Linked DNA regions of Homo sapiens: region 1 is linked to region 2. Evidence: read pairs that join two places in POLR2A ChIA-PET (ENCODE). Cell type or tissue: PC-3. All regions are shown on one strand. Links, peaks and the distances in the headings refer to the core of each region. The heading gives the core; the rest is flanking DNA. Region 1 has its middle 320 kb from the start of GPAT3. Region 2 has its middle 7.1 kb from the start of GPAT3.

The links. ChIA-PET counts read pairs that join two places held together with the same protein. Peaks named below come from ENCODE experiments on the same cell type or tissue, not always from the same donor. Only the 100,000 strongest peaks of a DNase experiment are listed, where the experiment ranks them.
Region 1: POLR2A ChIA-PET joins it to region 2 with 6 read pairs; 2 of 35 experiments call an interaction of 5 or more read pairs at or near these places.

The regions. Positions count from the first base shown.
Region 1 is chr4:83,849,306-83,854,689 of GRCh38, forward strand. No RefSeq gene overlaps it. Among named protein-coding and RNA genes, the nearest start is that of GPAT3, 320 kb to the left of the region's middle. RefSeq lists enhancers at 547-1,158, 1,159-1,770, 5,367-5,384. In PC-3, for the core only: no CTCF peak of the experiment used is centred there; a DNase peak (open chromatin) is centred at 2,916; H3K27ac peaks cover 1,737 bases.
Region 2 is chr4:83,526,279-83,531,662 of GRCh38, forward strand. No RefSeq gene overlaps it. Among named protein-coding and RNA genes, the nearest start is that of GPAT3, 7.1 kb to the right of the region's middle. In PC-3, for the core only: no CTCF peak of the experiment used is centred there; no DNase peak of the experiment used is centred there.

The DNA of each region.
Region 1 (5,384 bases), core at 229-5,228, 320 kb after region 2:
AAGTCTTCTTAGTATATTACATCACTATCATTTATTTATATGCCTACTGTATATGTCAAGATCTAAGATGGCCAAGAATAAGATGATATCCTGGTCAAGACCACAGGCTTTACAGGCAGAGCACTTTACTTATTTGTTTGTTTTTTTATTTTGAGACGGACTTTAACTCTTGTTGCCCAGGCTGGAGTGCAATGGCGCCATCTCGGCTCACTGCAACCTCTGCCTCCTGGGTTTAAGGAATTCTCCTGCCTCAGCCTCCCGAGTAGCTGGGATTACAGTTGCCTGCCACCATGCCTGGTTAATTTTTCGTAGAGATGGGGCTTCACCATGTTGGCCAGGCTGGTCTCGAACTCCCAGCCTCAGGTGATCCACCCACCTCAGCCTCCCGAAGTGCTGAGATTACAAGTGTGAGACACTACACCCGCCCTCCTTAATTTGAATCCCAATTGCAACTAGTTCATGAACTCAGGCAAGTTTCTTAACTGTTTTAACTATCACCTTGTCATGTCTTCTAATAATTGTACCTAGCCCAGGTGGTTATAGTAAGAATTAAATACAATAAGTAAAGCTATGAACACAATGCCAGGTCATTCAACATTTATTCAACCAAAAATACTAAGTCAGCTCTATACAAACTAATGGAAGGATACAGCTATGCAAATATAGAAGAACACTAAAGTGTTACATGACAGATGTATGAGGTAGGTATTATTTTCATGCGCGTCCGTGTGAAGAGACCACCAAACAGGCTTTGTGTGAGCAACATGGCTGTTTATTTCACCTGGGTGCAGGCGGGCTGAGTCTGAAAAGAGAGTCAGCGAAGGGAGATAAGGGTGGGGCCGTTTTATAGGATTTGGGTAGGTAAAGGAAAATTACAGTCAAAGGGGATTTGTTCTCTGGTGGGTAGGAGTGGGGGTCGCAAGGTGCTCAGTGGGCAGGAGTGGGGGTCGCAAGGTGCTCAGTGGGGGAGCTTTTTGAGCCAGGATGAGCCAGGAAAAGGACTTTCACAAGGTAATGTCATCAGTTAAGGCAAGGACTGGCCATTTACACTTCTTTTGTGGTGGAATGTCATCAGTTAAGGTGGGGCAGGGCATATTCACTTCTTTTGTGATTCTTCAGTTACTTCAGGCCATCTGGGCCTATACGTGCAAGTCACAGGGGATGCGATGGCTTGGCTTGGGCTCAGAGGCCTGACAATTATTAATCCCATTTTACAGGTGGGGAAGAGGAGGTTACAGGAATTTGAGCTATGTGCTTATGGTTACCAGCCAGTAAGTGACAGAGCACAGACTTGACTCAGAACGTTGGACTCCTTGTAGCCTCTTCAAGTGTGTAGTGACAGCACACTGCTGGGTCCCGTAGACTAAAATATTATGCATCATTCCAGCTGAGAGAACAGTTCTGGACGTACATTCACCACTGACTGCCTGCAGCCAAGCCTTTTGGTTCCTGGCCTCTAAATGTCTCGTCAGCTCTGTGGGCCAGGGAGAACATCCTCCTAAGCATGAAGGGCATTCCAAGGTCAACAAAGCACTTCAGGCTCCATAAAGAAAGCAGCTATATAAATGGGGGTTCTTGTTAAGATAATAAAGCTCAAAAGGCCACTTTTAAAAAGAGAGGTCACCTGGAGGGTTACCAGGAAAAGCCAGATGCCCCAGATGTGCTATTTAACCTCCAGTTTTTATAAAATATACACATACTATAGGAATGTATGTTTAATTATTTTACTTTTAGAAAATGATGACTCTAACATTGTTTAAATAAATTAACTCAATTCCTATTATTAGAAGCAAAGTGTCTTGCATTTTACAGGTGCTGAGTCTGGTAGGAATGGATTAACCAGAGGCTCATTAAATGTATCACCACTGTTGGCCAAACCATATAAACTCTTTGGAGTATGAGATGGTTCCAACCGTCTACTGTTGTGCATTAATAGTGGAGAGTGCCTCAGTGTATTTCCTTGTTTTGAATAAATTGTGGTATTAAATTCACAGCCTTCCTTCATCAGAAAGGGAAAATGATTTGACCTTCACATTCTTCAGAGCTGAACTCAAACTTTGGAGGCACACTTCAAAGCTCTGTAAATAATATGAGTAACACTTTGGACCCTTCTGGGGTGGGAGGGAAATTCCCTTTCTGAAGAACACCCAAGTCTTTAAAAAGAAATGGTCAGGTTTAAATATCTCACTATTTTTCTTGTTTGAGACTCCATGCTGAGGATTTTATTTTCCTTTGCAAAGCTTATGCTGCCCAAGCTGCTTTCTCAGAGGTCGGCTGGCGTTGGTGCTCAGGGCCTGCTTGCAGATTTCGCTGGAACAAGTTTATTTGTAGTATAGCCCGGGGCGGGTTGAAGATTCCATTATGATGCGGGAGGCTCCCCTAGTTTGGAATATCAATGGCACTTCAAAGGGCTGGAGCTGTGAATTAGCAGCCAGGCTTCTTCTCAGGCCCTAGAATAGAATAAAATAACACGAAGAGATGTGTTTCAAGATAGAAAGAGTGGAGTATTTTCTTCTAGGGCTCTAATTGTAAAGTGGGCACTCCAAGTCTTCATGGATATCCTGGCGTCTCTCAGGGCACCGGAGGCTGTCATGGATTTTGCAGAAACCCCTCAGATCTCCCCGACTGAAATCTTAAACACAGTGCTGGGCACTTCCCATTCTGCCAAGTTCTCCAGCTTCCTTGATGTTAACCCCTACTGAGCCTTGGAAAAAGGGTAACTCAAAGCTGTTTAGCCTAATTTATTTATTGCCAAAAGGCCAAACACCATATTAATTTCAAGGTTTCTCAAGTATTCTATTTTCCTAAAACTTCACCTTCTTGTCTTCTCCTCCTCTGTCTGCCCTACGGTGAAAATAGGGGAGAAAGGAAGTTAGGGTTTTTTCCTCATGTCTCTAATGTGAATCAGCAACAGTCTGGCTACAGTCAGGCAAACAAAACAAAAGAAAACTGAAGACTGAGCCCTCTCATCATTTTGCTATGTGATTATGTTTAAGTAGCTCCAGGAGGACAATCAATTTAACTTAGAATATACTGAAGATTTACAGCTCTAGGAATTGCCACTCTGTGCTTATGCTTCTCTCTCCAATTGTATTTTTTTTAAATGAAAAATATGCATAGTAGTAAGGCCCCAGATTGCATGAGTACAGGTATAGATCTGTGCCTGGCTAATTGTCATGGTCATGGTTATTCACCCAGTCCTGGTGATTTTCTAATGCCTTGAACATAGTTTTGGCTGCTCCGACTCCTCTTCTTTAGGAAAGGTCTACACTTCCAAAAGCAAGATAGGAAAGGGGAAAGTACTCTGAACTGGGACTGGGGGTGATCACCTGACCTCACTGGTCCGTGATTTTTCTCATCCACCCCCCATCCCCCCCACTACACACCTCCTGGCTTTCTGTTGACTGGAGTTCAGTGGTGTACCCACAATAGACTTGATGACCCTTTAAAAATGGGGTTGTCTCTGGTTTTCATTCATTTATGCTGTCTGGCTCTTTCTGCAGGGATTTTGATTTGCAGCCTCTGGCCCAGAATCTCCCCTCTAGGCCTTCACCCTATGGGTTTGCCTGGAATATTCTTTCTCTCTGTTTACTTGGTTGACTTTACAAAGATTTTTTTGTTTGACCAAACTTTAGTTAGCTTCTTGAAACTTCTCCTAGGCCCATCTGTGCACTTTCTTGTAAAATCCAGCTTTAGCAAAGAACGCTGCTAAGTCAGTTTAGTGAGAATCCTCCATCTTCAATATCGGATCCCCTTGCTATCTTATTGGGTTCTTCAACCTCCATCATCTCCCGGGTGACATCTGATTGCCCTGGTCTTTCTTCAGCAAGAATCCTATTAGGTCAGTTTAGCCAGAACATACCTCACGCCTGATGTTTTCTCTTAGTAATTTTCTGTCCACTAAGCCCCACCCTGCTTCTTGGTCATAAATTACCATTTGTCCATGCTGTATTTGAAGTTGAATCCAATCTCTCTTCGCCACTGCAAAATCCCATTGCCACGGTCCCTATATCTATTGCCAGGGTCCTGATAAAGTCTGCCCTACTATGCTTTAACAAATATCATTGAATGTTTTTTTCTATAGCACTCTAAATAAGGTCCTTCAGGTCTTAGCTTTTGTCTTTCTTCCTCTGCATTCTCTTAGCATCTTGCATCTTCCCATCATAGCTCATACTGAGCTGCCTAATTATTTATGGGTTTCCTCCCTGGGCTGCAAGCTTTATGAGAGCAGAGATTACATCTGTTTTGTTCATTATTATACTTGGACTACCTAGCACAGCACTTGGAATCTACCAGGTGCTCAACAATGTTTTGCATTAATTAATGAACTAATAAATCAGTTAGTTAATGTGAGCCTTGAACTTTACTCTGAATTTCAGGAGATCATCGAAAAAAAATTCTCCCAATATTTCTCTGCAAAATTTTAAGGATATTGAAATGTTGAAAGAATAATACAATGAGCAGCCCCGTAGCCTCCACTTAGATTCAACAATCATATTTTTTGCTATGTGCTTTAATCTCTTTCTGTATAGAAATGGATGACTTTTGCTGAACTATTAGAAAGTAAGCTGCAGATTTCATGATACTTCTAAGGATTTCTGCACTTACCTTTGAAAACAGAATAAAAAATATCTTTCTACTGTGTAACACAATACCATGATCATATGCAAGAAATTAATAATTCCATAATGCCATTTAATATCCATTCATAGTCAAATTTCACCAAAGTTCCCCACAAATTATCTTTTTGAATAAATTGAAGTGAAATTCGCAAGTTTACATAACATAAAATTAATTATTTTAAAGTGTACACGTCAGGGCATTTAGAACATTCATTATATGGTGCAACCATCACTTTTATTGAGTTCTAAATCATTTTCATTACTCCCAAAATGAGATACACCCATTAAGCAGTCACTCCCTATTTTCTTCTTCCCCTAGTGCCTAGCATCTACAAAATTACTTTTTGTCTCCATAGATTTACTTATTCTGGATATTTTACATATAATGGAATCATACAATATGTGAACCTTCATGTACACCCAAATTATTGTATGGCCATTTTTTAAGAAGCAATCTTGAATAAGAATACAATTTTAAAACTACGCAGTATTCTTCCCTTCAATGACTATTTTGAAAGAAAAATATTTCATTTTGACCTCGAGCCTCAGGACTCCCTTGTCTCCTACTCATTACAACAACAACAACAAAAAACCATCCATGTGAGCCGAGTCACACACAGTCTAAACTGCAGGAAAAGATGACAAGGATTTTGCTCCCAACCTTTTGTGGTTCTTAAGGATGTTAGGAAGGGCTGCCAAGCTGAACCCAGGCTATGAATTAGCCTCCATAGTTATCCTAAAGATGCTGGGCAATGGGAGGTA
Region 2 (5,384 bases), core at 86-5,085:
AACATTTTATGAGACCTTTGTAAAGGGCATCTGGCCTGTGGTTCTCTGGCTTGTGACTGCTGATTTACATATAACCAGTATATAAATGAGTTGGGAAGAGGAGAGCCTGGGCTTTCTCTTCAGAGGTTTCTCTTCACCTGTGTACCCACTCCTTCAAGCTTCATACTTGCCCCTGTGAGACCCTCCATTCAATTCAGCAAGTGTGTAATGACAACATCGTTTGCCCTGGGATGAAAATTCTCACCTCTAGCTCTCACTACTACTTTGAAGACTTGATATAGTAGGTTCAGGTATCAGATACTATGACAGTGGTTCCAATAAGACTAGATTAAGTCCCAGCACTTTGGGAGGGCAAGGCAGGCAGATCACCTGAGGTCAGGAGTTCAAGACCAGCCTGGCCAACATGGTGAAACCCAGTCTCTACTAAAAATACAAAAATTAACCAGATGTAGTGGCGTATGCCTGTAATCCCAGCTACTTGGGAGGCTGAGGCAGGAGAGTCGTTTGAACCCTCGAGGTGGAGCTTGCAGTGAGCTGAGACGGCGCAACTGCACTCAAGCCTGGGCAACAGAGCGAGTTTCTCTTTAAATAAATAAACAAACAAATAGATAAAGTTTAGCCTAAAGCTACCTCCTTACATATTTTAAGTTTGGCCTAAAGGTTTATCTGTACATAGCAAACTGGATGTGTAAATGGATGTGTAAACAGACTATAACCTACTCTTGTAGCAAGAGCAAGAAGCCAACTCTCAAGACAGCAGCCATACTTCAATCATTCACAGGTGGCCAGCTATTTAAGCAAGACAAACACTGAGCTGTAACCAATCCAGCTCTTTCTGTACCTCACTTGCATTTTCTGTGTGTCACTCTTTTTTCTGTCTATAAATCTTCGCTGACCAGACAGTAGTGCCAGGGTTGCTCTGAATCTATTTCTGGTTTTGGAAGGTGGGCTGTCTGACTCATGAATCATTCTTTGCTCAATTAAACTCTGTTTAATTTGTCTAAAGTTTTTAACAGTAGATCCAAGGATTAGGCTTTAAGCCTAAGAAAAGCCTAAGAAAAAGTTGGATGTATCAATCAATATTATCCTTGAAAAGTTCCCTAGAAATTCGCCATCATGGTGACCATTTTAGACGACCTCTCACCATGTTAGTTTTCCTTCTGAAACTGCCTTTTGCAAAAATTATGACAGTAAAAAAAAATCTGACATAGAAAAATTATGACAGTGAAAGAAATCTGACCTAACTGACTCCTTCTTGCCTTTAACCTCCAAGCTGCCCTTGTCCATTCCTGGGTGTAGGCCAAGCTAACTACAGGAGGAATTTAGCTTATCATTTAACTTTGAAACAAAGACGATAGCTGGGATAACAAAGGTTCAAGCGATTCTCCTACCTCATCCTCCTGAGTAGCTGGAATTACAGGTGCCTGCCACTATGCCTGGCTAAATTTTGTATTTTTAGTAGAGATTGTGTTTCACCATGTTGGCCAGGCTGCTCTCAAACTCCTGATCTCAGGTGATCCGCCCACCTTGACCTTCCAAAGTGCAGGGATTACAGGTGTGAGCCACCGCACCTGGCCTAAACTCTCTATTGCAATTCTCTTGTCTTAATAAATTGGCTTTATTTGGGCAGTGGGCAAGAAGAATCTGTTGGGCAGTTATGCTTCCATTATTGGAATAGATTCATTACTTCTTGGACTGAGCACAAATGAAGTACTTATGTGGCTTTTAGGGCTGAGCAGTTTGAAAATATAAACTATAGCTTTAAACACTAGGATTGCACTCCATGGAGAAAATGTTCACATTTTGAGAGACCTTCCCCCAGGAACTGAGAGTTCTAGAAGGAAAAGCACATTTATATTCCCCATTTCAAAAAGGTCTCCGAGTGGAATGACCACTATTTTAATTTTTGTTATTTACATTATTTTAGTCATATAATTTAATTCACATATGTTAAATAGGGCACAGGGTATTAGGCAATTCCACTGTAAATAATGTACCTCCAAGTGGCATTATTTTTTGTTGGATACTTACTTTCATGTAATCCAGCATTTTTCCAAGTGTAGCCCAGCTACTCCTGGAAGGCTTCGCCACCTTTCAGGGGGACTGGGCACTGTGGCTCATCCCTGTAATCCCAACATTTTGGGAAGTTGAGGCAGCAGGATTGCTTGAGCCTGGAAGTTCAATACCAGCCTGGGAATAAAGAAACTCCATTTGTACAGAAAAATTAAAAATTTAGCTGGGTATGGTGGTGTGCATCTGTAGTCCAGCTACTCTGGAGGCTGAAGTGGGAGGATCGTTTGAGACCAGTAGGTTAAGGCTGTAGTGAGCTGTGGTCATGCTACTGTGCTCCAGCCTGGGTGACAAAGTGAGACCCTGTCTGGAAAACAAAAATCTTTCAGAGGGTCCATGAGGTCAAAACTATCTTTTTTTTTTTTTAATACTGAGATGTTATTTTCCTTTTTTAGCCTCATTCTCTCATACATGGGATTTATTATATTTTTGATGCATCGAACTGGCCAGGATATAGTCTCCAGTTATTCAGGGGCTATAGTCCTCTAGTTACAATCTAGGTGTTACTGTGAAGTTATTTTATTGATATTGATATTTTACTGATAGCTTCTTGTGCCTTAGAATTTCAGTCAGCTCCATCTGATAGCCTGCCCTGTGTATTTCAGACTTGCCTTGCCTGTCCCCACAATTGCATAAATGATTGTTTACAGTAAATCTCTTAATACATATTTCCTTCTGTTCTGATTAAGATTTTGACTGATAGAGGCCAGGCATGGTGGCTCACACCTGTAATTCCAGCACTTTGGGAGGCCGAGGCAGGTGGATCACTTGAAGTCAGGAGTTCGAGACCAGCTTGGCCAACATGGTGAAACCCCGTCTCTACTAAAAATACAAAAATTAGCCGGCAGTGGTGGCACGCGCCTGTAATCCTAACTACTTGGGAGGCTGAGGCAGGTGGATCACTTGAAGTCAGGAGTTCGAGACCAGCTTGGCCAACATGGTGAAACCCCGTCTCTACTAAAAATACAAAAATTAGCCGGGAGTGGTGGCACGCGCCTGTAATCCTAACTACTTGGGAGGCTGAGGCATGAGAATAGTTTGAATCTGGGAGGTGGAGGTTGCAGTGAGTGGGCATCGTGCCACTGCATACCAGCCTAGGTGACAAAGTGAGATTCCATCTCAAAAAAAAAAAAAAAAAAAAAAAAAGATTTTGACTGATAGAAATTTTGGTAGTGGAAGTGGTTATAGAGAAACAGAATCATAAGAATGAGTTTTTGGAGTTGGTTTTCTAATCTGGTTAGTTTTGAAGGCACCAATGCCTCTATTTTCAGTGGTAAAGAGGGCACTGGTAGTCCACATTATGATATGGTAAGAGATATGCAAGGCATGGCCACTGGATACTTCTAATAAAATATCTACTGGAGGCAAGGTTCTGGGTGTCCAAGTATTTGCTTTTAGTCAAACTACGGAATATAATAAGATTGGCTGATTGTTCCTAACTTCACTGAGTAGTAGGAAAAGAAAAGGATGAGCTCAAGCCTTCAAATTCTCAGGTCATACTCCACATAAAAAACCTGAACGCTTCTATGTCTGTCCTGAAATAAACCCTCATCTCCTGTAGCCACATGGCAAAGATTTCTGAAAACCAACCCCCGAGTCTCCATCTGCCAAGGGCTGAATTAAATACAAAAGTGAGTCCTTGACTGAGAAGGAACAGGATCCTGGAATTTGGTATGGGAACAAGGCAGATCTTGATGAAGCTGAGGCTACAGAATCCCTAAGTTCTGATGCATCTCCTTTGCCAGTTGTAGCTGCTTTCCACCACTGCCTGAAGAAGTTAGCCCTCCTTTGCCTGAAGAATGTGTCATGGCCTTCCCTGAGGCATTTGCCTTGCTCATTCTCCTCAGGACCTGCCTCCATCACTCCTGTCTGGTTCTAGACTAGAACTAGACTCCAGTCCTAGCAGGTCATGAAAGGTGAGGTATACTATACTCCAAAATATGTCCTAGGAGAAAGTATACTGTACTCCAAAAGAACTGCTTTTTTTTTTTTTTTTGAGACAGTTTCTCGCTCTGTTGCCCAGGCTGGAGTGCAGTGGTGTGATCTCGGCTCATTGCAACCTCTGCCTTCTGGGTTTAAGTGATTCTCTGCCTCAGCCTCCCAAGTAGCTGGGACTACAGGCATGTGCCACCACGCCCGGCTAATTTTTGTATTTTAGTAGAGACGGGGTTACTCCTGTTGGTCAGGCTGGTCTCGAACTCCTGACCTCAGGTGATCCACCCACCTCGGCCTCCCAAAGTGCTGGGATTACAGGGGTGAGCCACTGTGCCTGGCCAAAGAACTGCATATTTTTTTGCAAAGTATGCTGAAAGAAATCTAGAGAATTGTGTGGGAATGACGTGAAGGAAGTGGGAGCATGTCATCCTGGTTCACAAGTAAAACTAGGAGCTTATGTAGGGCAGGTGATCAATGGAGTTTTATCTCAGGTCCATCTTATATTGGGCCCAGTGAATCTTTGAACCCATCCTGTGGTTATTTTCCCAGTCCTGGAATGCAAAATTGGAATAGACATACTCAGCAACTGGTAGGATCTCCATGATGGATCCCTGACCTGTGAAGTGAGGGATGTGGATGAGAACAGGAGACAGGTGTGTGTGTATGTGCGCTGGGGGAAGCACTGGGATGTGACCAAAGACCCAGAGAAGAAGAAACCCTGCATAAAACAGAAGGTGGGAAAGATTTTTTTTGGCATGTGATGAAAATTGGGTTGGATGCAGACTGTGGAATGCTTCCAGATCTAACCTAAGATGTTCAGTATTTCAGCTTTAACTTCTGGCTATTAGAGAGCGTTAAAGTAACTAAATATGGTCTGAGAAGGACTCTGTGCTTCTATATTTGAGTCCTTGTGGATGAACTGCAACCTAACTTAATAGGCAGACAAGATCGAAAAACCTAACTTAAGAGTATGCACCTGGCCAGCGTGGTGGCTCACACCTGTAACCCCAGCACTTTGGGAGGCTAAGGCAGGCAGATCACCTGAGGTCAGGAGTTTGAGACCAGCCTGACCAACATGGTGAAACCCCGTCTCTATCAAAAGTACAAAAATTAGCTGGGCGTGGTGGCGCCTGCCTGTAATCCCAGCTACCTGGGAGGCTGAGGCAGGAGAATCATTGGAACCTGGGAGGCGGAGGTTGCAGTGAGCTGAGATCATGCCACTGCACTCCACCCTGGGCAACAGAGCAAGACACCGTCTCTAAAAAAAAAAAAAAAAAAAAAAAAAAAGAGTATGTGCCTGTAACAATAGCTGAGTGTTGGCCAATCCCAGGAGTCATACTTTAACCACTCATAGACTGCTGAGTGTTCAAACTGTGTTC